Regions from separate parts of the Mus musculus genome. Here region 1 is linked to region 2. Evidence: chromatin loops called from intact Hi-C (ENCODE). Cell type or tissue: heart. All regions are shown on one strand. Each heading gives the region's core, and the rest is flanking DNA. Links, peaks and the distances in the headings are about the cores only.

The links. Hi-C counts contacts between places; a loop is a spot of excess contacts. Peaks named below come from ENCODE experiments on the same cell type or tissue, not always from the same donor. Only the 100,000 strongest peaks of a DNase experiment are listed, where the experiment ranks them.
Region 1: a loop joins it to region 2, with 2.9 times the contacts of the local background. A loop is called at or near these places in 2 of 42 quality-filtered maps.

What each region holds. Positions count from the first base shown.
Region 1 is chr7:141,190,098-141,200,053 of GRCm38, reverse strand. It overlaps Hras (Harvey rat sarcoma virus oncogene), which reads left to right and starts at 6,050. Exons shown (of 5, transcript NM_001130443.1): 1 at 6,050-6,214; 2 at 7,073-7,224; 3 at 7,434-7,612; 4 at 7,764-7,923; 5 at 8,587-9,956. The coding sequence starts at 7,114. The coding sequence ends at 8,706. Lrrc56 (leucine rich repeat containing 56) reads right to left here and starts at 5,924. Exons shown (of 13, transcript NM_001172064.1): 1 at 5,437-5,924; 2 at 4,076-4,146; 3 at 2,885-3,072; 4 at 1,693-1,780; 5 at 215-275. The coding sequence starts at 3,061. In heart, for the core only: no CTCF peak of the experiment used is centred there; DNase peaks (open chromatin) are centred at 5,053, 5,953, 6,573, 8,903 and 3 weaker places; H3K4me3 peaks cover 3,499 bases; H3K27ac peaks cover 3,278 bases.
Region 2 is chr7:140,936,611-140,946,566 of GRCm38, reverse strand. It overlaps Pgghg (protein glucosylgalactosylhydroxylysine glucosidase), which reads right to left and starts at 5,176. Exons shown (of 14, transcript NM_145387.5): 1 at 4,924-5,176; 2 at 4,002-4,282; 3 at 3,371-3,581; 4 at 2,855-3,290; 5 at 1,803-1,922; 6 at 1,485-1,616; 7 at 1,218-1,329; 8 at 1,040-1,112; 9 at 805-941; 10 at 554-687; 11 at 365-460; 12 at 139-236; 13 at 1-65. The coding sequence starts at 4,257. In heart, for the core only: CTCF peaks have their summits at 4,997 and 7,918 (motif pointing right); DNase peaks (open chromatin) are centred at 3,026, 3,996, 4,686, 6,716 and 1 weaker place; H3K4me3 peaks cover 1,931 bases; H3K27ac peaks cover 3,210 bases; H3K27me3 peaks cover 303 bases.

The DNA of each region.
Region 1 (9,956 bases), core at 1,116-9,115, 250 kb before region 2:
AGGATACCTGGTACCCACCCATAAAGGATCTTACCCCAGAGTCTTCCCTCTTCCCCTTCCACAGAGCCCACACTTGAGTAATGTCTCTAAAACCATTTGATAGTAGCCGTCACTCTCCAAGGGTCGCCAGGGTAGAACAGGGTTGAGACCAGGGGCAGCCTGCCGTAGCTGAGTTCCATGCCCAGCCCTTGCTTGCCCCAGTCCAGGTTCTCACCTGAGGGAGCCCAGGTAGCTGTGGTTCAGCTTCAGTTGGATCAGGTTAGGGAGGTACAATCCTGTGGACCAGAGGAAGAAGAGGTTGGCCTGGCCCCAGCAACCCTGCCCAGCTCTCTGCAGTGTCTTCTGCTCCCCATACTCCCAAGAGGCATCAACATCTGAGAGGCTGTTCACAGGCCCATGGCCTCTTCTGGCTCACAGGGAGACTAAATCTGTGGGTCCTCTGAAGGTACTCTGAACCATCTCTCCTTCACCGTGTAGGACTGACTGCAAGCCCTTTCACCCATGTATAGGCTAGCACAGGTGAAATGGTGCAGAAGGTGCACACTGGCAAGGACTTGGCTTCAATTGGAGCCAGGCTGGCACGGGTGAGGTGAACCCTGAGCATCCTCCTCACTGACTCCTAGGACTTGAAGTACGCCCCCCCCCCCCCCGACCCAAAACAGAGCTTTCACTGTGCAGCAGGTAAGATAACAAGTCTCGGGAACGCCCTGCCAGAGCCCTGCACAGCCTAAACCCCAGAAGGCTCCTCTTTCCAAAGCTTCTTAGGGTGGGACCCTGGCCCTCTGAGAGGCAGAATCCCTGAAAGATGAAAAGAGGGGTGTAGGGTAGCCTATAAGGTCCCAAGGAAGAGCAGGTATCCCTTGATCTCATGGGTGCACAGAGATCCTACACAGAGCTGTCAAACAACTTATATGCAAAACTGAAAGCCAAGCTAACCAGGATGGCGAGTGTTTAACTTCACTTGTAATCAGAGAAAAGCAAACAAAATGCACAAGAATCTTTCCTGTTGACATGGTTTTGGTGAAATCTGAACAAGGTCGGTGACATAGATAAGAGCGCTCTATCAGTATTCTTTTCAGACTTGGCTCTTTATACTGAGAGTACTCAAGATAATGTTCTCTGTAGGAAGTGGGCACTAAAGCATTAATGAACGTGAGGAACCATATCCCAAACGGATTAAAAAACATGGTTTTCAGGGATGCGAGCGTGCTCCATCAAAGCTGAGAGAGAGAGAGAGAGAGAGAGAGAGAGAGAGAGAGAGAGAGAGAGTCCATCAAAGCTGTGAAAGAGAGAGAGAATGCCAAGAGCTCCGTGGTAATTACAGAAGGGGATTCAGAGAAAGGGTACATGAGGGATAGATATAACATTTGTACACTGTGTGTATAAATTCCAAATCATTTCCAAATAAGGTCTGGGACTACTTTGCATGGGGGCATCGTACCTTTGCTATTTTGCCATCCTGGTACTGGTGTTCGGTGTGGTCCCCCTGGAAAGCCATTTAAGAATATAGACCCCAGGCTAAAACTTCTAAGCTGAGTATGGAGCTTAGTTCTAAAATCCAATCTTAAGGAAAAAGACATGCTGCCCAAGGTGTTTGCTAGCTTTTCATTTACAACCAGGAAATACAATTGGCTCATCGAAAGGTCTAGCTGTGACAGTCATAGGGGCATGGGTGTGACCAGCGGCTCTCACCGAAGTTCCCCAGGCTGTTCTTACGGGTGTCCACACACATCTCCAGCACCCTCACCAGTTGGAGGTCATCTACCTGGGCCAGGGCCTGCTGCAGAAATCATCAGGTGTCACTCCAGGTTCTCTCCATGCTCTTGGCTGAGGACTCTGTAAAGGTGCCTACTGGAGCAGGTGGAGGCCACCTCCACCTCATCCAAGTTGGGCTTTCCATAAGAGTTTGGCTGGTGGGCATGATGTGAGCAGAGACTGTAACTGTTTGACTATCAGGGAAGGAGTGCTGCCAGGGAAGGGCCTGTACTTGGGGTGCCAGTCTCCAGATGAGATCTTCAGAACAGACCCAACAATGCAGCTGGAGCCCAGAGGCCTGCTGAGCAGCATCCAGCCGCTGCATACTGGGCCAGAGGACATACAAAAACACTCATGCTGGAAGTCAAGGCATGGGGGCCTACTGGTCTGTCTGTTCTTGTAGATGGACTAGACAAGACACTCGTGTGTGTGAAATGCTGCCATGGTCTCTTAGAACTGGGCCACGCACGCTACAGCACCAGTGGATACCTTGGGGAGCACATGCAGGCTCTGGCCTAGCAGGCTAACCAGTTATTCTGAGGAGGTCCTGGGTGATAGCATCCATCAAGATTCTCTCCTTCGTGGTTGCCCACTATGCATAAGTTGCAAACTCTTAAGTACTGAGAGCATCAGTGGCACCCAGGTGGACTCTATAAAGCCTTAGACTCAGGGATGAGGTGAACCAATGGGCTCTCACACTAGATTTGGAGGAAAGGCTTTACCTGCTGCCAATGTAGTCAGTGTACCAAGGTCAGACCCTGCCTCAGGCAGGTTGAGAGGAGACAGGAACTCTAGCCTTGGTAGGGGGCCATGGACCCCAGTTGCCCTCCCAGCATCCCATTATGCCACCTCTTTGTCCTCCCTGTTGCAATATTAGTTCTTGAGTAAAGGACTTCTTGTCAGCTTGAGTACAGGCCTCAGCCAATAGTTATGGAATCCTGGCCCAACAGTGCCATTTGTGATAATGCCTGGGGATGCTTGCGTCTGTCACTTGGGGGTTACTGGCAGGGACTCTAAGGGTAGAAAGGCAGGGAGAACTAGTGGAGGGAAAGCTAGATATAGGCAGAAAGGGTACCAAGATGTCACTTCATGCAGACCCATGGCAGAGCCTCAGGCCCCAATCACTTACCAGTCGAGCAGGGGATAGGCGCTCCTCCACCCACCGCTCCCTATGGATATCCCCATGGCTGCCCAGTCTCTTGTTTTGTGGGTGGGGGTTGTTTAGGCCCTGCCAGCTCAGCTCCCGTACCCGGATACTAGCTGTGCCTGGTCGAGACCCCTGGGATCCATCCCAGGCTGGGTCCATCCAAGTCCAACCTGTTAAGAGAAGCAGAGGGCCAAGTCTCCTTTACAAGATTCTAGTTCACAACAATGGCCCACAAAGCCATGACATTAACTCTGATCTTCCATCAGCCTCCCATTTCCCAGCCTGATTGGACCTGCTCTGAGGGGCCCCAGGCAATGTCAGTGGTCTAGATAACTGGATAGCACACATACCCCGCCCTAGCTTCTGTTCAGTTTTTTTTTTTTTTCCAATTTGGCTGATACCGTCCCTTTGCTTCTCTATTTTTAAAAAGAGATGTATGTATCCATTTTACAATTTGTGTGTGTGTGTGTGTGTGTGTGTGTGTATGTGGAGGCCAGAGAACAACTTTGGGTGCCATTCCTGGGGTGCCATCTTCTTCTTTTGAGATAAGGTTTCTCACTGGCCTGGGACTCACCAAGTAAGCTAAGCTTTGTCTCCACAGTGCTGGGATTATAAGCTCACACTACCATGCCTGGCATTTTGTATGATAATTTTGGGGATCAAGCTCAGGTCTTCATGTAGACAAAGCAATCAATTTGCTGTCTGAGCTATCTCCTTGGCCCCTGGTTCTATATTTGTTTCCCACACTGTCCACACAATGAGCACCGGCTCCAAGCTCCAAGCTTTGCTGTCTGGGGGCATCACAAAGGCTGTGAGTTGAGGCTGGAAAGCTAGCTCAGTGGTTTAGAGCACTTGCTCCTTTTACAGAGGACCTATGTTTGATTCCTAGCATCCATGATGGGTGGCTCCACATACACACACACACACACACACACACACAGACACACACACACACACGCTTATAAGATAAAGATTTTTTTAAAAGGCTGTGAGGCTAGGGATACTGTACAAGATGCCTGTAGTGACCAGCAGCAAGTGGCTACTGACAGTTCCCTGAGCTGCCCCTGACAATGGTTGTGGATCTGCCTTCATTAATGGTTTCATGAGTCTAAGTTTAGGATCAAGATAGCAGGCATTACCTCCAACCATCCACACAGTCTTCTGACTAAGTACCTGAAGGTAGCCGGCTCCTGCTGTAGGTCAAACATCCGGGCAAGGGGGCCACATGTGTCTACATGTAACACCTGTAAAAGAGAATTAGATTAGCTTCCTGGTTAGATCACTGTACTCTGTGGTACCTGAGCTGGCCAAGGTCACAGTATCCAGAAACAAGCAGGTACAAGAATGGGGGAGATGTTAGGTGGAGGCCTGGCCCTGAACTCCCTGTAACCATTCTAATGGAGGATAAAGCTTCTACAATGAGGATTCAGCCAGGGTCCCTCTTGGTCACCCAATGCAAATAAAGACATGATCCAAGTCCTACTTCTACTCCCAGAGGGGAGCCTGGGAATGCTCTTGTCAATCATCTGTGGGCCCGCCTCTCCTGCAGGCACTCCTTCCCATACTTTTTTTTCAGGTGCCTCTACACCTCTGGTAGGAAGTGCATAAACTGTTTCTCCTTAAAGATACAGAGGTCTGTGTTTGGCCCTAGATCTTATACTCAAGAGACAATGGCTAAGGTAAGAACTCTGTTCAGAACATTAAGTATATCCTTTCTTCTTAGTCCTCCTCCGTGGCCTCCATGCAGGTTTGGCCGACCCCTAACTCCTGTACTTCCTGCCGTTCCCAGATACATTTCTCTAGTTAGAGTGATCCCCTTCCACTGCACTTCATGACTTATTGCTTACTCTGTCCTGTATGTCTTGTCCCACAGACGTGGGTCGCCCAGGATCCCCCTAGCACAAAGGACATGGAGAGGAGGTGCTAGGCTCTCACCTGAGGGGTGGGCCAGAGTGCCCAAGACTTGGGGCGCAGCACTAGGCCCCTCCACCGCGGCGGTCGCTCTCTCAGGTGAGGGCTTTTTTTTTTAATTATTATTTTTACCACCGCGATGGGGTTGCAGGCCTGGCGCCATGGCAACGGGGGCGGGGCTCATTTGAATACCCAAATATTCGTGAGCCGCGGGCATCCGGGGCTTCGGTAAGATGAGCCCCGCCCCCTAGCAACGGTTGCCGGGACACGCGGCAGATCCGGTGGAAATGCTCCCTAGAGTAAGAGACAAGCCGGACGGCTGAACGCAGTGAAGGCACTCACGGTGGTTCAGAGAGCCGTCCGTGAGAGGCTTCTGGCCAGCTCTCGGTTATCTGCCTGCTAGATGAATAGAACAAGCCGAGCTTGCACCCCGGGCGGCGACCGGGGTGAGCGTGCAACCCCAGGCCTGCACGACCTGAGTAAAAGCCTGAGTTTTTCTGAGGACGTGCTTATTCGTTTCTTTGAAATTTCAAAAAGTGTTGAAAACATGTCATTTGCGTCTGACACAGATGTACCCTACTTGCTTGAGTGGGTGGAACACTTCATTTCGCCCCAATACCAACTTTTCTGACTTTCGGGGTCGTTCTTCAAATGGACGCAGTATGAGCTTCTGCAGTGTTGGGACCTCGAGTTTGAGAGCGGTAGGGGGGTCTTCTCCAAAACACGAAGAGCGCGGTGTGATGGGCCGACGCTGCCCCAGGATGGAGCCTTTGCTCCACCTCGACCTACGAGAACAGGCAGCTAGGGGTTCCGGCGAACTCTGTCTTCCTCTGTTATTCCGCGTCCGCGGTGCTGACTGTCCCCGACACCAATACCCGGTCGGGATGACCTTTCCACTCGTGGGCCTTTGGGCCTTTGGTGAGGCTGCAGGGTGGAGGCTCTGTAGTAGGTCCTCAACGCAACCCGAGCGTGCACCAGTTTCTCTCCGGAGAAATCCCGGGCTCGTAAGCACGGTCTCGGTCTGTCTCTTCTGCACCTAGGCACTAGACATCACTGTTGAGTGCAGGACCCAAGTTCCGGCACTGCCTTCCCCGCGGCTCCAGGAAGCCCCGCCCAGCTTCGGCTTCTGACGGATGGGTTGCTCAGCCAACCACAACAGGTCGCGGTGCGGAGGAGTTCGACCAATCACGGGCCGCCTCGAGTTGACGGACGGGCGTGGGGCGGAGCGGGGCGGGGCGAGCGCGGGCCCGGCCAAGTCCCCGCCGTCCGCTCCCGGCGCCCGCAGCCCGAGCCGCACCCGCCGCGGACGGAGCTCATGCGCGGGCCCAGCCGGCGCCCGTCCGCGCCCCCGCCCTGCCCCGGCCCCGGCCCCGGCCCCGGGGGCAGTCGCGCCAGCAAGCGGTGAGTGCGGGCACGGGGTGGGGCGCGGGGCGCAGGTGATCGGTGCTTCCTTGCTCCTCTCGGCCCGGCAGCGTGCCTAGCGTCCGGCTGCCCGCCTCTGCGGCCGGACTCGCTCTGCCTGTGGCCGTCCTCCCAGCGAGGCGCCGCCCGGGCCTCCGGAGACTCTGCGCCCCGCGGCCATCACGCTCGGGCCTCGGGGCCACAAGGACACCCGCGTTGGGCCCCAACCAGGGCCTTCTGCTCCCAGCCATCCCTCGCGTTCCTGTAGTCACCTGCTTCCCACACCCTCAGCCGTTTTTCCCCCCCTCTGTGAAAGCTCCCTGGCCCCTTGTGGAAGGTTTGTCTTAGTGGAGGGCAGGGTCCTTCTCCAGCCACCCTCCCCCCGCTGCCGGGACCGCGCCTGGCATGCAGTAGGCGCTCAGTAAATAGTTGTAGGTTGCACCCACATGCCGGCGGGCCAGAGCCGGTTGTAGGCTGGCATTGGCCTGCCTGGGCACGCCGAGGCCGCCGTGGCAGGACCTGTTTTTTGGGGGGTGGCCTCAGCCCTCAGGCGCCTCCAGTTGAGGGTTTCTGCCTACCTAGCGACTTCTAATTTGGGTGCGTGGTTGGGAGAAGCTCTCAGCTGTCAGCCCTGCCTTGGGGGCCTCTCCCTGCTTCCTCACACAGCCATTAAGTGCTGTTTGAGGAGGTTGGGGGGTGGGGGTGGGGTCCTCCCTTTTCAAGCTGAAGGTGCCACAGGTGATCAACTGGGCCACTGGCAGGCCTGCCTGCTCAATGCTGGAGAGGGCCCTTGGGTCAGGCATCTATTAGCCGTCTCAAGTGGCAAGGGCCTTGGCTAAGTGTGCTTCTCATTGGCAGGTGGGGCAGGAGCTCCTGGATTGGCAGCCGCTGTAGAAGCTATGACAGAATACAAGCTTGTGGTGGTGGGCGCTGGAGGCGTGGGAAAGAGTGCCCTGACCATCCAGCTGATCCAGAACCACTTTGTGGACGAGTATGATCCCACTATAGAGGTGAGCTCTGCCTACCTGCCAGAGGTGGGCTGTGGCAGTGGTCATGGGTAAATGACCAAACAGCCCAGGTCTTGTAGGTGTTATGGGGTATGATCCATCAGGGTATGAGAGGTGCAAGGGTGTAGGCTGGTTCTGTGGATTCTCTGGTCTGAGGAGAGGTGAGACCCCACCCCCACCCCCCACCCCCACTAAGCCGTGTTGTTTTGCAGGACTCCTACCGGAAACAGGTGGTCATTGATGGGGAGACATGTCTACTGGACATCTTAGACACAGCAGGTCAAGAAGAGTATAGTGCCATGCGGGACCAGTACATGCGCACAGGGGAGGGCTTCCTCTGTGTATTTGCCATCAACAACACCAAGTCCTTCGAGGACATCCATCAGTACAGGTGAGCCACCTATGGCTAGCCCGTGAGCCCGTGGCACACGTGAGGAAGGTTCCGTGTGCACACTGAGGCTTTATGTCTTTTTTTGAATGTCCTGGACACAGTCATGCCTGCAGCCTGCTAGCTGGCTCATATCCACCCCATCCCCCTCCAGGGAGCAGATCAAGCGGGTGAAAGATTCAGATGATGTGCCAATGGTGCTGGTGGGCAACAAGTGTGACCTGGCTGCTCGCACTGTTGAGTCTCGGCAGGCCCAGGACCTTGCTCGCAGCTATGGCATCCCCTACATTGAAACATCAGCCAAGACCCGGCAGGTGAGCCTGTTTCCCTCTCCACAGCTAGTCAAGGATTTACCGCACCCCACCCCAGCCAGGGAGCAGAGCTCATTGCCGCTCTCCCTCAACACAGGGCAGCCGCTCTGGCTCCAGCTCCGGGACCCTCTGGGATCCCCCCTCCCCCGGGACCCATGTGACCCAGCGGCCCTCAAGCTGTAAGTCTCCCAGACCGCAGGGCTGTGAGGGAGGCAAGGGCCAGGGTCTGGGCTTATGCCCTGCAGTTCTGAGTTCACATAGCTCTAGGGCAGGATGGGGTCCCTGGAGAGAGCTGCCCTGAGCCAGGCCGGAGCGGCGACCCAGGGGCCTTAGTTCTTCTTGTCCCCAGTGTCCTGTGGATACTGGCTAGTTTTAAGCCCTTCAGTGTTGTTAGGCTGTTCAACTTGAGACGTACTGGGGGTCTGGGAGAGTCCTGAGTTAAGTGGCTCTGACTTTGAGTGATACTCAGGAGTGAACCCTATTTCAGGAGAGTGGCCTGTGCCTTTTGGATGGCCAGGGCCCAGCTCCCTATTTGTGTTGGTTTTGCAGCTGAGGAAGGGAGCCTCCAGCGTTGGGGTGTGACCTGATCTAGGCAGGGAGTTTCTTACCCAGACAGCACCCCTTTTCTCCCCAGAGTCCTCTCTGATCTAGTCCCTCTGTCCCCAGGGCGTGGAGGATGCCTTCTATACACTAGTCCGTGAGATTCGGCAGCATAAATTGCGGAAACTGAACCCACCCGATGAGAGTGGTCCTGGCTGCATGAGCTGCAAATGTGTGCTGTCCTGACACCAGGTGAGGCAGGGACCAGCGAGACGTCTGGGGCAGTGACCTCAGCTAGCCAGATGAACTTCATATCCACTCTGATGTCCTTGCTCCCCCAATTCTGCCAATCCCCCCCGCCTGCAGTCAGTCATGTCCTTTGTGCCCGTCCCGGCACAGGCTCAGGACATGGAGGTGCCGGATGCAGGGAGGAGGTGCCGACGGAAGGAAGGAAAGAGGCGGGAAGGAAGGAAACGGTGCTGGAGCCAGGCCAGTCCAGGGATGGTGGACAGATGTGACCAAGACCTTCGCATGGACAATTTGAACAGACTGTCATGAACTGTCCCTGTTGCCACTGGCACCCAAGTCCTCCACCCCTCTCAGTTCCCTCCGGGCGCCTGCCTGTGAGGGCACACGTTGCATCACAGTAAATTATTTGATGGTCTTGACTTGTCTCTGGCTGGAAGTAGGAGGTGCACTGCCTGTGGCCTCACAGAAGATGCTGGGCACCTGGGGTCCATCATCTGCCTTGCTCCTGTGCTAGAAGAGGCTGGGGAGGCTGGCCTGGGACCTCGGACTATACAGCCCTTCCCTTCTGCCTGTCCCAACTGTCTTGTGTTTGCTGCAGAAAGTTATAGGCAACACAAGGATAGTCAGGTGATATGACCTATTGTCCTTTAACTAATGGGAGGAGGAGGGCTCTGAGAGTAAGAGGGTATCCCTTGTCTCCAGCAGGAAACACATTTCCTGCATTCTGGGATCCATGAAATACAGCCTCAAGAGTGACAGAGTGTAAGATTTGCCCTGACCCAACATCCTGCAGCCCTCTGACCTGGGATGGAGATTCTAGGACTATGGAAATAGGGCCCTGATGTTATCTGTGTAGCCTCGGGTCCCACTGGTGCCTAGGGCCTGGCATCACAACTCCCTGAGAGGGTAGAAAGTGCCTCACTGGTTGCTCCCTCTTCTCTGAGGTGTACAGATGTTCTTCTCCAAGTCACCTGTATGGCCTTGAGAGGCACGTGCAGGTCAGATGGCTGCTCACTGCGTGCTTCCTTCTGGCTCTAGTCATGGCTACAGGAGGGTCCATCTGCTTATCCTGCTCCTCTTCCTGGCCACTGGGGCCCATGGTGGGTGCCCTTTATACTTTCCAGACTCGAGTGGAATTGGGTGAAGTCCCTCTGTTTAGGGCACTTGAAATGCAAGGAGCCTCCAATAGACATGATGTAGAGCCTGCTGCTGAGTGGCTGGGCAGTGCGACACCACAGTTGCTCTCT
Region 2 (9,956 bases), core at 857-8,856:
AGACAGATACTCTGGAGACCAGGTCTGGACACAGGGGGTCAAAGGTCACACCTGCCTCAGTGATCCTGTAGGGAGAGCTGTGTGAAGAGGGTTGGGACAAGTGGGAATCCATGGCTGGTCGCCGGTCGCCACACTCACCTGAATCCTGTGCACCCGAAGAGTGCTGCCTGCAGGAAGCCCCCCATGCCAGTCAAGAAGTTCACTGCACCAGACCCGTCTGCATTCTCCGTCCACACCTGCAGGCAGCAAGGGTGGCTGTCACCTGAGGCTATTACCCTAGGGTCAAGCAGGACCCTTACCCTGCTGAGACTACCACAGTGGGAGAAGATCGAGGCAGTGGGTGGTGGGCAGGAGCGAGGCTGACCTTGAAGGGCTCAGTGACATTGGCGAAACTCCTGCTCAGGTGGACCTGAGCCCTTGAGGGGTCCCTCAGTTCCATCCAGCCCACAGCAAACATGCTCTGAGATCAGAATTCAGATAGGAAGTGGTTAGACCCACCATGTGGGAAGGCAGGTGAGGACCGTGGGGCAAGACGACCCGGCAGGCTCCTCACCCAGGTCATAGCAGGGCCCTGGGGGGATGTCACGGCCTCATAAGTCTCCAAGTTTTTCCTTCGGATGTCAGGTGTCAGGGGAAAGGGGACTGGGTACCCCAGGAGCACAACATCTGCCTGCTTCACCTCTTCTCCTGATTTGGGGGAAGGGGTAGTAGGATAGGTTATTGATCAAAGAGATGAGAGTGTGCCAGGGTGAGTGTGGGGGGTTTGACCAAGCAAGGGCCTTTAGAAGAGTCAGTACCACTCACCACGCTCATAGCCATCAAACTCAGGGTGGAAGTTCTGCTCAGAGTCAAATGGTATCTTGATCCTATCAGCCACCTCCAGCCACTGTTTTCGGATAGGCAAACCCAAGTCCTTGGCCAAAGCAGCAGCGAAGTGCAGGCTGGTGAGGGGACAAACCACAGTTGCATGGCTTCTGACTGGGCCCTGTCAGCCATGCTGGAGGCTATGGGTAAGTGAAGGGCAAGTTATATTTCTGACCTGTTCTGGACCAGGACATTGGTGTAGACAGAGTTGTTGACTCCTGAATGGTACTCATCGGGGGGCATGACTCCTGGTCGGTCACACAGGGCCACATGACAGTTAGTGCAGGGGCTCAGGACATGTTGTTCCATGGTAAGCCCATGGTGAGCTGGGCACTACGCTCTTAGGTCCTCACCTTTCAGGTGGTACATCTTGTCCTGGGAGCTCCATTCTACACGGCTACACCAAAACTCAGCCACAGAACTGACCACATCCCAGCCACCATCCTCTTGGAAGAGCTTCGAGTCCTGGAGAATGAGAACAGGCCAAAAGGCCAGGCACAACCCACGGAAGAGGGCCACTGTGCCTGGCTTCCAAAGTCCCTCTTCACACAGCTTCCTAGGGTCCTGGGGTGGAGTGTGGCCTCGTGAGGTGCGTGGGCACACACCTGACAGTGCCTCACCTGAGTGTAATAGTAATACAGCTGAAAGGCCAAGGCCACAGCCCCATTGATATGGATCTCCTGGGTCCCATAAATGTCCTCAGGGCAGACCTCCAGGCCAGTGCTTGCACTCTCCCAAGCAAACTTGGCTCCCTGTGAGGAGAGAGGATGGCTTGGTCAGGCCTTGATCTGGGGAGGGGGCGGTCCAGTCCTACCAGAGGGGCAATCCTTTGTGGAGGAAAGGAAAGAGGAGGTATGGGGCTCTCATGGGCACTGAATGGCACTGGAAAGACCTTGGGGCAGTGGCTTATGGGATGGTACCCAGGCCCCATTCATTACCTGGTAGCCCAGGTTCTGGCCATTCTTCAGGGCTCCTCCCAGCGTACGGACTCGGTATTCTAGGATGGCCCTGGCGGCTTCTGGGTGGAACATCAAAATATTTGGGAACATCCAGATGTCCTAAGGGACGAACCATTTGAGGGTAAACAGGAGTCCATACCTTCTCCCTCCCTTACTCTTATGGACTGCCCACATTCAACCCTGCCAAGGCTTCCAACTGACGACACACAGCCAAGCAGGCAGCTGGGGGCTTCCTCCATCCCTACCCTCTGGCTCTCCCTTTTTCTCTCCCTGGATCCCTCATTTCATGCCCACTCACACCCACCTGGGGCCTCCCCAGCTTGCCCACTCCAGCGCTATCTTTCCAGCCTAGACAGCCCAGAGGTCTGGTCCTCAGCCGGGGCAGTATCAGGAGAAGCTCACGGGCACGAGCACTGGTTTGCATCACGCCTCTAGGGAGAGCTTGCTCTCCGGCTGCCTGACCTCAGCTTTCTTTGACTTCATCTGTCAAATGGGCCACTGTGCAGACTTCACAAGGTGTCAGACGTGGGAGTGGCCTCGAGCCTTCCCTCTCGCTATTCCCTCACGCAGTGGCCGCTGATCTCCATAGGCTACAACCTACAGTACTGCCTTCTCCAGCCCTTGCTTCCCCCGCACCCAGCTGCTCCTGACAGTCCCAAATCTTCCCAGACTGTATCTCTCCTTGTATCATTCTTCTACAGTCTCTATGGTTTTTCCAGTCCTTTTGTAAGCTCCAGGCTTGCACCTGGCTCACTCTGAGGCTCTGGTGTTCTTAGCCAGCTATGAGGCCCCTTCTCTGCTTTCAAATGTTGCAGACCCTCAGCCTTTGCGCCTTCTGTTTGCTCTAACCTGGACCACTCTTTTCTACCACATTCCTACACACCTTTCTTCTGAGAAACCAACCATCTCTTCCAGGAAGCCCTCCTATCTAGAGCTCCCATGTTTGGTCTTGATCTCAGGTAGTGCAAAGGCAATGCCCGGAATCTTTGCATGCAACTCCCCCTGTGTAACCAGTGCAGGGTAGGATGTACCTGATCCCAGAAGATATGGCCCCAGTAGCATTCCTCCTTACTCCCATTGGAGAGTCCTCCGGGGCTAAGCCCATGGCTGATGAATCCTTGAGTGCCAGGCTGGGGAAGCTCACTGAACAGGTAGTAGAGAGAGCCACGAAGGGCCTGGCGCAGGGCCAGGGGCCCAGCCACATCCAGGCCACAGCCTGCCCAGAGCCGGCCCCAGGAGTCTGCATGGATTGTATACAGAACACCCCTGGTCTGCAGCTGTAGGGCCTCAGCAAAGCAGTCCTGGGCTTCAGCCTGGCTGCTACCCACAACAGTCAGAAACTCCCAGGTCCTGTCCTTCTCCTCTTCCCCAAGGGTCAAGGCTGGGGGGACAGGCATCCATAGCATATGCACTTCCTGCTGTGGCTCTCCAGGCTGCTCAGGGTTAAGTACGTGGCCATGCAGGTACCTGCAAGGGCATAGCTGAGTCTTAAGAAAGGGCTCGCTCTGCTCTCTGGGCTACCTAGATTTACCCAGTGTGATTCTTACCGGAGTCCCTGGAAGTCAGGCCCCACACGCAGGTCCAGGTCTGGGCTTTCGGGGGAGAAGTCTGCCCGTAACGGCACTGTGATGGGTTTGTTCCCTGTGGTCAAGCGTGCAATGGACACACTGAAGACCAGGACATGGGGTAACACACGGTGAGCATAGATCCGCTGGGAAGCCCGGAAGCTGGGGCCTTCCAGGGTGTGGAGGAAGGAACCTAGGGAGGGTTGGGGAAAGGCAGACACACTCTCAGTACCACAGAGCACCATTACCTTCCTGGGCTGGGAGTGGGGTCCTTCAGACCTCAGGCTGCCTCTCCCCACTGTGTAGTGGGCCCACCCAGATGAAAAGAAAGCAAGAGCAACCACACAGGCCTCATTTTGGGAGGCGGCTTTTTCATGTTTTTTTTTTTCTTCTTCTTCTTCCTTAAATTAAAGGCTATGTGTTTACATATTTTTGTGATGCATCTTGATGTGTACTGGAGGCTGAGCTCCAACTCTCCGTCTTCCCGCCTCAACCTTCCCAGTACCAGTGCCAAGGTTACAGGCCTGAGGCACACATTGGTGGTTGTGGCCCCTTTCCCAGCTTCATGGACAAGTGAGGAGCAATAGGTTGGCACGGGTTGGTGACAGCTAACCTGTGTTGGTGTCCAGGGTAAAGGTCTCTGTCAGCTGTTCTGTCCCTGCAGGGGCCTCCAGCTGGACATTGAGGGGGCTGGGCAGACTGGCCCGGTGAGTGTCCCCGACAGCTCCATTGTACACACCGTTTATATGGATGGTGTCATGATACACACGTGTACCTAGGTATGAGTTCGTTACAGTGGCCCAGAGCCTGGGGTCACTGGGCAGACAACGGGCACTGAATATGGTCGGGTCATCTTCAGAGCCGTCCATGGAAAGCTGCCTCAGCCCAGACGGCCTGGAGGAGACAGTTAACAGTGACTAGCTGGACTTTCCTCCACACGCACACTCACAGTAAACCCTCAAACTTGGCCAATCCCCACAGGCGGTGAGGGGAGTCGGGGGCTAGCTGCGTAGCTACCCTAAGTAAGGGTTGCGGGCGCCAAGAACATTCTTAAATTAAGAAGACTGCCAGGAGCCCAAGTGAATCTGTAAACAAGTTCTCTCAGCACCCACCGCCGACCTCCCTCTTGTGAGCTCCTGAGCCAGCTTCCTTAAGTAAGAACTGCTGAGGTAGGAATCAGGGAGTTCTTCGCGGGCCCTAAATCCTCAGGGAGGGTGAGGCCGGACGGTGGAGGAAGAGGAACCCGGAGATTTGGAGAGGGACAGCAAGGAGAGGCGTTGGGATTGGGGAGGAGGGACCGGATGGGGTGGATGACGACGATGGGGTGGGGTGGGGCCGCAACTGGGGAGTAGCGGGACTTGCCCAGGAAATGGAAAGAGGAAGCCCGTGTAGGGGTGGGGTGCGGAGAGGGGGATCGATCGCGAGTTGTCGGGAAGAGAGACTAGGGAATAAAGGGACGAAAAAGAGTTCAGAGTACTCAGTGAAAGAGGGTGAGGGCGGGCTGGAGAAGAGTGTGGGCTGTTTTTGTAACTCACCGCTGCCCTCTCCACTCAGTGCGGGGATCCGGGTGTAAGAAGGCTCTGTGGGTGCGAGCTGCCCCTGGCGGTAGGAAGAAGAAGCGGCCCTGCCGCGTGGCAGGTGGGCGGGTCTGAGTTTAGGCGGGACCTGGGAAACTGTCATGGTTTTGGGGAAGAGACCACGCAATAGGACTAGGGGTTAGTTGAGCTTTGGCTCTAAGATGTATGCAAGGCTGGGACAGACCTGAGATACCACTCTACAGTGACGTTTAGTGACTAGAAAGGACCCTGGCTATTTAAGGAACAGGATGCTTGTAAGAAAAGCCTACCTCATGCAAACCTGAAAGAAGTGGGTGCTGTGTAAAAGTTCCACAGCCGAATGCTTTTCAGACTTTCCCCTTAGCTCACGGGACCTTTCCTATTTAGGGAAATTATTTCATTTTTATGTTTTATCCTATTTTTGAGTGGTTGGCCTGACTCTTGGTATGCAAACCCAGCTGTCCTCAAACTCACAGAGCTCCAACCTACTTCTGCCTCTTCAGTGTTAGGGTTAAAGACGTGCACACTACACTGAGCAGTATTTATTTATTTTGATTTAATTAAAATATAATTACACCATTTCCTCCTACTCCTCCCATGTATGTCCCACCCACATTCACAGGACCTCTTTTTTTGGGGGGGGGGGTTCCAGACAGGGTTTCTCTGTGTAGCCCTGGCTGTCCTGGAACTCACTCTGTAGACCAGGCTGTCCTCAAACTCAGAAATTCACCTGCCTCTACCTCCCAAGTGCTGGGATTAAAGGAGTGCGCCACCACTGCCAGGCACAGGACCTCTTTTTTTGGAAGAGTTTCTTTTTTCTTTTCTTCTTCTTTTTTTTAAATGTGTGCTTTTTATGTAAATGAGTGCTCTATCTGCACGTCCACTTCCATGTTAGAAGAGGGCATCAGAACTTATTGCAGATGATTGTAAGCCACCATGTGGTTGCTGGGATTTGAACTCAGGACCTTCAGAAGAACAGCCAGTGCTCTTAACCACTGAGCCATCTCTCCAACCCCTGGGACTCTTTTTAAACCATTGTTGTTACATATACATATAAGGAATAAATAGATAAACACCACCTGTGAGTCTGTTCAGTGTTGCATTTGAGTATATGTTTATGGGGTTGCATTTGAGTATATGTTTATGGGGCTGACCACTTGGTACTGGAACACCAATAGGAGGTGTAAACCAGAACAGGTGCCAGGTTGATGTTAAAGAGCCACATTGTTACACATTGTTATTAAGTCTCCTACAAGAATCCGTTTCTGTTTCTTAAGCCTGATGCATCCTGCAAACCTTGCTTTCCAACCTGTGCTGAACTTGTGACTCCATCATGTGTGCCTACCCCTTTGCCTTGCTAAACTCCCGAACCTGTGATACGACTATCCTTTTGCCTTATGAAAATGTCTTCCTAGATACCTTGATGACTCCCTTTCCACGTGATGTTTTCTTGCACTTATTTTTATTGCCTCCTTTCTAACAGCCAATTATCGCGACATCTGTTTTCTATCAGCCCTAACCTTTCTCCATAAAAGGAACCTCAAAAGCCAGTGAGGGGCTGCTCTCTGAAATCCTGACTTTAGGAGAGACAGCCAGCTGGCCAGTTGTAAATACAGCTTGCTTTAATCAGACACTCAGGAATTGTTTGTTTCCATCCCTACCACCCCTCCTCCTTCCCCAGGTCTAAAAGAGGCTCATCCCCGGGGAAGACTAATTCTCCCTCCTTCTGCAATAGTTAATTGATTGTAGCTCTTCATCTAGGGGAGGGGCCCCATGAGCTTTCCCTAGCTAGCTGGCTTCCACTAGGCTCCTCCCAGGGACCTAGCAAAGGCCAGCGCTGCTAGGTGATGGACTGCTCTCTTGCTCTCCCTCGCTCTCCCCCTCTCCCCTCTCCTCCCCCTCCCCCTCGGCTCCCGCTCCCTCTCTCCTTTCTGTCCCTCTCTGCGCCCACTGCCCCCTCCCCCATGGCTCTGCCCTGGTCTGTCTGCCTGTCCACTTGTCTGTCTTTACCCCTGCTCCGGGTCCTCACTCCTCTTCCTTTCCCCAGGAAACCTCTTTTACACCAGATCTGTTGCATGGCATAATTACACACGGGCATACCTTGGCATGGGCCCACTATATACCACCTCCTGGCATTATATATACTTCAGTTGTTGTTGAAAGTGTGCAGTCTTTAGGCATCTGTAATTGTTCAGATTTCCTGGGTGTAGCTTCCCCAACACAGCATGAATGCATAATTTCACAGAAGATAGCTTGGTCATCAGGCTCTTACAAGCCCCTCCCTGGCCCTGTTCCTTGATGTATCCTGAGCCTTAAGTGCAGGAGTTATGCTATAAATATATCCGTTGGGGCTGTCCATCCAGCAGTTACCCTCTGCATTTTGACAAGTTGTGGCTTTCCAAAATGTCCTCCTCTTGTCAGGTGCCAAGAAGTTCCATTTCCCAAAGTCTGGCACATAGACAAAAGCCAATATTCTTACAGTCCTTGCTTGCTAAAGGGAGGACTTACTTGGATAAAAGGGACCTCTGACTGTTCCATTAACATATGCTTGTGGTCCCTATTAGCATATTACAGTCTGTGCTAGCTTCTAGGGTCCCTCAGTTCCTACTCACAGAGTCCCAAAGTCACCTCAGCTCACAGGCTCCCCTCTTATAACTCTAGAGATATATGCCTCTCCCACCCCATTCTCTGCTTTCCCAAGCGATAGCCTTGGTTGTGTGGAATAAAGTTTCCCCTTTCAGCCCTGGGGCTTCACTGAGTCTCTTTACTGCACCCTCACATTTGATGAGGGGTGAGACCTGCTCTTACCTGGGTCTGTGCTACTTGTGGTAGTTATGGGGTTCCTGGTAGGAAGAGATTTCTGTTTTTTTTTTGTTTTTGTTTTTGTTTTTTTTCTGAGATTTTATTTTATGGGTATGAATGTATGGCTGCATGGATGTCTGTTCCCTATGTGTGTTCAGTACCCATGGAGGGCAGAAGAGGGCGCTGGATTCTCTGGGACTGGAGAAACAGGTGCTTGTTAGCCACACTGAAGATGCTGCGAATCAAACCCAAACCAAGATCTTCTGGAAGAGCAGCAAGTGCTCTTGCCTCTGGGTCATGTCTTTTGCCCGATTTTATTTTTGTTTATGTGCCACAGTGCTTCACTAGAGGTCAGAGTGATATAGGGGGAAATCAGGGTCCCTTTTTGGGGTTCTTTTTAATATTTTTTTAAAAGCTTTTTTTTTTTTCAGTTTTTCCAGACAGGGTTTCTCTGTATAGCCCTGGCTGTCCTGGAACTCACTTTGTAGACCAGGCTGGCCTCGAACTCAGAAATCCACCTGCCTCTGCCTCCCAAGTGCTGGGATTAAAGGCGTGAGCCACCACGCCCGGCTAAAATTTATTTCTATTTTATTTTATGTGTCTGAGTGTTTTGCCTGCATGTGCATCTGTGCACCACTTTCATGCCTGGTGCCTGCAGAGGCCGGAAGAGGGCGTTGAATCCTCTGGAATTGGAGTTACAGATGCTTGTGAGTCATCAGATGGGTTCTGGGAACTGAAGTTGGGTCCTCTGCCATTGTACCATGGACCCTTAACATCTGTGCCATCTCTCCAGTCCCGGATTTTGTGTTTCTTGGTCTCAGTAATAAAAGAATCTAAGAAGAGACAGAAATGGAAGCTCAAGGACACTTTTACTAGATTTTAAAAGAAAACCCCAGGTTAGGCCAGCGGCAAACCTCAGCAGCTATCCAAAGGAGGAGGTTGGAGAAGAGAAGGGGAGAAGCCATGCTGACAAGCAGCCATGTGGCAGGGGAGGAGGGAGGCTTTAGAGAAAGTCCAAATTTCGAAACCCAGAGTATTAAGGAAAACATAAAGAGAAGAAACTGGGCAGTGGTGGTGCACGCCTTTAATCCCAGCACTGGGGAGGCAGAGGCAGGTGAATCTTTGTGAGTTCGAGGCCAGCCTGGTCTACGGAGCAAGTTCCAGGACAGCTAGGACTACACAGAAAACAAACTGTGTCTCAAAAAACAAACAAAAAATAGAGGTAGAAGAAAGAAAAAAAAGTCACTATACTTTTCTCAATAATTTAGAAGATTGGGCTGACGTGGCTCTAAGCTATGGCACTGGGGACAGGGATTCTGTGGAGGAAGAGTACAGTATCCCATTACATGACTTATTTGTTCAGTCTCCTCGCTTAAGATGAGCCTGCTGCTGTCCCTGGGCCTGGCAGAAGAACAACACACACAACCAGAATACATGGTCTCCACCTCGGATGTAGATTCTATTCTCTTGGCCAGGAGGTTGTTATTCTAACAAGGGGACAACTTTCACGAGTCAGTTCTCTCCTTCCACTCTGTGGGTCCCGGGATCAAACTCGGAGGCACCAGTCTTGGTAGCAAGCTCCTTTACCCATTGAGCCAATTTGCTGTCCCCGTTTTTATTAAAAATTTGTACACTTATTTGTTGAGGTTTTGTCTTTTACTGTCTATTGTAATGCTAAGTGTGGTCTCCCAAAACCTGGAGTTTGCATGTAGCTCCTGGGACCCTGCCCCAAAGTGAATTCTGATTGGTGAATAAAGATGCAGACAGCCCATAGTTGGGGAGAAGAGATGTAGGTGGGGAGGAGGTTTTCTTGGGCTTAGAAAGAGTAGACCATGAGGAGGGGAGAAGAGAGAAAAGAAGGAAGCAGCCACAGAAGAAGAATACACAGGAGGGAGAGCCTGAGCTGCCATAGGCTAAAGGCCAAGAGATCTTGACCACATGGGCAAGCCAATTGGAGCTAAGAGCAGCTCAGATGGAACAATGAAACATAATAAGTGATAATTCGGGGTTATTGCTAGGAAGGCAGCATGAGGGTGGGCTGTCCAAGGATTATTTAAAAATATTGTGCTGCCCAAGGAATATTTAAAAATATAAAGGCTGTGTGTGTCTTTCATCTGGGAACATAAATGGTCAGAGGTGGGTAGAAACCCCACACGGGATTTTTAAATATTTTTACTATAGTTATTTATTTGTTGGCACTGTTTTTTTGG